2 separate regions of the Homo sapiens genome follow, and region 1 is linked to region 2. The links are chromatin loops, found by intact Hi-C in ENCODE. Cell type or tissue: heart left ventricle. All regions are shown on one strand.

Evidence for each region. A loop is a pair of places that touch in the nucleus more often than their neighbours do. Peaks named below come from ENCODE experiments on the same cell type or tissue, not always from the same donor. Only the 100,000 strongest peaks of a DNase experiment are listed, where the experiment ranks them.
Region 1: it touches region 2 in a loop (4-fold over the local background); 7 of 110 quality-filtered maps call a loop at or near these places.

What each region holds. Positions count from the first base shown.
Region 1 is chr22:33,922,302-33,924,801 of GRCh38, reverse strand. LARGE1-AS1 (LARGE1 antisense RNA 1) reads right to left here. Exons shown (of 2, transcript XR_001755630.2): 2 at 1,747-2,395. It also overlaps a transcript of LARGE1 not described here. Among named protein-coding and RNA genes, the nearest start is that of LARGE1-AS1, 2.3 kb to the right of the region's middle. In heart left ventricle, a CTCF peak has its summit at 941 (motif pointing left); a DNase peak (open chromatin) is centred at 2,343; H3K4me3 peaks cover 1,548 bases; H3K27ac peaks cover 846 bases.
Region 2 is chr22:33,756,189-33,758,688 of GRCh38, reverse strand. All of the region lies in intron 2 of LARGE1 (LARGE xylosyl- and glucuronyltransferase 1), which reads left to right. Among named protein-coding and RNA genes, the nearest start is that of LARGE-AS1, 32 kb to the right of the region's middle. In heart left ventricle, no CTCF peak of the experiment used is centred here; no DNase peak of the experiment used is centred here; H3K27ac peaks cover 1,354 bases.

The sequences.
Region 1 (2,500 bases), 170 kb before region 2:
CCCTTGGAGTAATCACCCCTCCACTACCACTGGCTGCCATTCCCACTATACCCTGTCTCCTCACCCCTGCTGCAGGAACCACTCCTTCCTCCCAACATCAACACCACCATTTCACCAGAACCCAGCACTAAAGAATAAATGTCTGGCCTAGCAGAAGCCTTCAGGACTCAGCTCTAATGCTAGTGCCCCTGTGGCTGGCTTGACTTCAATTAAGTTGGCAGGTGGGTGCCCTGCTGTACAGGTTGCTTAATCTTTTAAATATCCTCTTTGTGAGAATTCAATCGTCTTGTTATGTAGCTCTTGAAGAATGTGCAAAACATTCAGAAAACAGTCCTCAAATCTTTGAAAGAACGTCCTGTTTGGAATGGCAAACATAATTGTGCCGACTTTGAGACAGTTAAGAGTATTTGGTAACCCTCCTCTCAAGGATACAATATTTCCTTTCTTGGAGGTGAGAAAAGAGTTGAGAAACTAAATTGACTTAGGAGTCAAAATTGGACTCAGGTCATTTATTACATAAAACTAGATTTGCCTCCAAACTTTGCACTATGTTTTTGTTTGTTTGTTTTGAGATGGAGTTTTGCTTTTGTCGCCCAGGCTGGAGTGCGATCTCGGCTCACTGCAACCTCCGCCTCCCCGGTTGAAGCAATTCTCCTGCCTCAGCCTCCTGAGTAGCTGGGATTACAGGCGCCCACCAACACGCCCGGAACATTTTACCATTTTTAGTAGAGTCGGGGTTTCGCCATGTTGGCCAGGCTGGTCTCTAACTTCTGACTTCATGTGATCCGCCCGCCTCAGCCTCCCAAAGTGCTGGGACTACAGTGCACTGTGTTCTTAACGTGCCTTTAGATTCCCCAGTTCCTAATATCAGGCACACAGAAAAACGGAGGTGAGAGTGTTTCCTGGCTTCCTCTTTGAGATGCCTTTAGGGCCCCCTAGTGGCTGCTTTAAGACCTCAGGTTTCTTAGGATTCGGTCTCCTTGACCCTAATAAAAAATAAGAGACCTTTCCGAATCTCTTCAGTGACAGGTACAATAACTGTGTGGAGATAAACAGATAACAGTTGGTTTAGATAGCTCATTTTTTTTTTTCATTTTTCAGTTCTCAGCAAAAGCTGCGCTCATTCTTTACAAATAACAGATATATCACTTTACATATTTTATTCTGCATTCTCATACTATATCGTAGCGGAAATCCTTTTAAGACATTTGTATCTTGGTTGTGTCAAAAGGCTATAATTCCTGGTAACTACATCCTACTTCAGGGTTTCCATGTATATGTATATACATATTTAGTTGCTTGGACTGGGGAGTTGAGGAGCTTTACAATTTTCCAACGTAATACTTTAAACCTGGGGCTTGATGTACTAACCAGAGGACTCAGTATGTGGCACATTTCAGTCTGACAACATTAATATCATTTAGAGCATTAGCTATGCCACTGACTGCAGGCACTTGCAACCTTGATTTGATAAAACAAAGCTTTTCCACATTTAAGGTGCTTATTGACCAATGCAAGTACACTTTGTGAAATCCACTAATAAGGCATTATGTCTTCAACGTGCCTTACTGACCAGCGTGAACATTGCTAGCTCCCACACCATGGTCACATTTTTCTTTCTTAGATTCCATCTAGAGAATGTACTACACTTGAGTCATTATAATGGAGATGTTTCTTTCCCGGAAGCTTATCTTTTAGTTTCTGATGTTATTCAACTATTTCTCCTTCGCTTGTAAATTTCAGGTCTTTTCCTTTCCTCAGTCACGTTACCTTTATTAATATGCTAATGTGCTGTAATAATGCATTTTACACCACTAATGAAGTGAAGCAAAGCAAAACGTAAAAAGAAAGTACAAATTCTCCCTTTAACTTTACCCGGTTCCGGGGAGGGGGTAGGGGTGAGAGAGGAGGAAGAGAGTAGGAAGGAAGGACATTCGGGCGGCAAAAAAATAAAAATGATCCCCTTGTTTTCAGCGCGTTCTGGAACAGAGCTGCACGTCAGAGGAAGAACTGAGCAGCCTTCGAGCTAAAAGACTTGGCATTAAACTTTGACACTTTAATGGTCTCTAGGATATTAGATAGTATTTTTTCATATAATGTTCTTCTCCGACACGGTAATGGCATCAGAAACAGAATCTGCTATGCCTGCCAACGTGCACGGTGAGGCTCATCGCCGCAGAGGTAAGACAGCAGGACCCCAGCTTCGCAGTTAACTTATCCCGAAGCTCCAAAGCAAACGTCTTTTACTTCTTCGCCGGGGACGCTGCTGTACCACCGCTGCCTCCCTTTCGCATTCTGCTGGGCTCGGTCAGCCGCTGAGATTAGGTAAACAGCGCTCCGGAGCCGGGGCAAAGCGGGCGCTGCTGCTGCTGGTGGGGGTCGTTGTTTCACGAGGCTGGAGGGAAGGGGGATGGGAGAAGGGTCCCAGCTCGGTAAAGCCAAAGGCCGAGAGTGTGGTTACCGAGGCGGGAGCCAGGTCCGGAGCCAAGCAGGGGCCAAG
Region 2 (2,500 bases):
AGAACCATCGTGGCCGGTGGAGTGAATGTGATCACTAACTTTGAGCAATTTCACCAGACTGGCAGATAGATTATGGGAAACTGGAAAGATCATGAAAATACTTTGAGGCAACATGACAGACTGGGTGTAGGTGCTGTATCTATCAACATGATCCTTTAGAATGAACCCCACACTTGGGACCAAATCACGAGCTGCATTTAGTAGGGGCTGGGTGATGTGGGCATGTTAACACAGTATTTTAGCTAGGATGACAGAGGCAACAGATTTCTGTTACTGAGTGTCAGTTAGTGTGCATTCGGGCTGCCGCATTTGTATTTGTGGACTCTATGCTGTAAGGACAATCTAGATGAGGCAGCATGCTTAGGAAAATCCAGGTGAGTGACAGTGCCCGTTCAAATCTGGTTATGTAAGAAATGGTGGGAAGAATTGAGGATGTTTACCTTGGAGAAGCAGAGGCTCAGGGTGTACATGCTCAGCTTCAGCAAACAGACAAAGGGCTGTCCCCTGAAAGAAAGATTGGGATTGCTCTGGTGGCCCCAAACCTATGGAGGGACGTGGCAAGGAGCCAGATGTCAAGCTCCTCATAATGAGGATCATGCTGACCAGAGCTGGAATGAGCTGCCCAGGAGGTGGTGAAATACCTGGCATGAAAGATGCAGAAACACAAGTCCAGTATCGTGGGAGGGAGCTGAGCGAGACAGGCAGTTACGCAAGGTGACCCATCTGACCCTGCCTGACCCAGAGATCCTGAGGCTCTGGGAAAGTCTGAGTATTTATCAGAACACAAAGGCAATGCCTCCATGAAGCTCCCTGCTGGTTGCTACAGACAACAGTGCATTTCCCAAAGGGCCCGCAGAGACGTTATTTTCTTTGTAATTAAACATCACAACAACGTTACAATCCATTTATTGACACCCTTGAGTTTTTGGTTTCGTGGCAGGTGAAGCCATAAATAAGGGGCAGAGTTGCTGCCTGTATTCATGGAAATACTATTCATACTTTATGTGGGTTTATTTATTTTTTGACTCTGTTTAATATCAATGGACCTCCTGAGAGCAGAGCCAAGAACTCCCTCTGAGATGTGGCTGCTCTCAGCATAGGGTTTTGGAGTTGGATTACACGCCGCAGCATGATATATTGAGAGAGCCCTGGAGGGGGTCAGCTGTCTCAGGATCTCAAATCACCTCAGCCAGAGGAGCTGGATGATCTGGGGCACACTTGCTCTTCATGGTAGGCCTTCGTTTCTTCCGACGTGAAATGAAGTTGTCGAGTGCACTTAGCAGGGTGCCGACATTCTACCTACAAGCTTCTGATTCTAACGTCTGATGTAAGTGAACTGAAAATGACCAGAATCTTCCCCGATTAAGGGGAATTATGACACTAAGAGGGAGTCGGCTTAGGCTTACTGTGATTTGCTCCTGAGCATGGAAGCAGGATCAATGCATAAATGTTATGGGGAGGCAGGCATTGTCTCCCTGTAAGAAAGAACACCTGTTTCAGCGACTCAGTTGTCAGGCATGGAGTTCACCATCTGGGAAAGAGATGAGATTCCCATTCCTTGAGACACCTTTTGAAGGCCCAGTGACCTCTGGTGAAGGACGCTCATCAGGTGGTGTTTTTGTTAGTGCGTTAACCCCTTAGTTCTTAAACCCAACTCCTTGCTTTATTTCTTTCCCAGTCCACCTTTCTTTCTCTAACATCTCAGTCAGCATTCCCAGCTCTACGCCGTTCAGGCCCTAAACTTGGGAGTAATCCTTGTCTCCCTTCATTCACTCCGTGTCTCGGTTGCCACCTCCTGTTGAGTCTAAGCTCGGCCTTGTAGCTGCGTCAGTTGTTTCCCATCTTTCACCACTGCTGTCGCCCTGGCTCTGCCACTCCTCCTTTGTGATCAGGACTAAGCACAACAGCCCACTTTCTTGCAGGTCTGCTTCGTTCTTCAGACTCCTCAGGGCTGAATCAGAGCACCGCTCTGCTCCTTGTCAGCCCCTCTGGCCCATCCCCTAATCCCCACCATACTGCCTCGCATTATCTGGCATCCTCTACCCAGCCACGCCAGATTCTTTTAAGTCCTGGTGTACATCGCCCTCTGTGGGCTCTGCTCTTCCCACCTGTTCTTTCTTCTCCCTGACACCCTCTATTGCTCTTACTTCCTTCCTCTTCTTTGTCTGGCTGCCTAGATCCTTGGGTCTCAGCTGAAACACAATTAATTGCTCCTGACCCTTAACTAGCAGGCTTCCTTGGCTCCCTATTTACCTAACTCCTTGTATGTACCCTTAATACTCAGGGCTCTTTATTTTTCTTGTTTTTATAATCTTTTGTTTTCACAGCAGATTTACAAGCTTTGGGAATGGAGAAAGCGGGTCTCTTTAGCTCGCCCTTCCACCTCTAGCACCTACTGTAGTGCCGGGAGAAGATTTGGTCCCCAAATGTTTGTTCAATGAATGAGTGAACGAACACATGTGCCCTCCTCCGACTTTGAGTACTGACAGGTCTCATCATT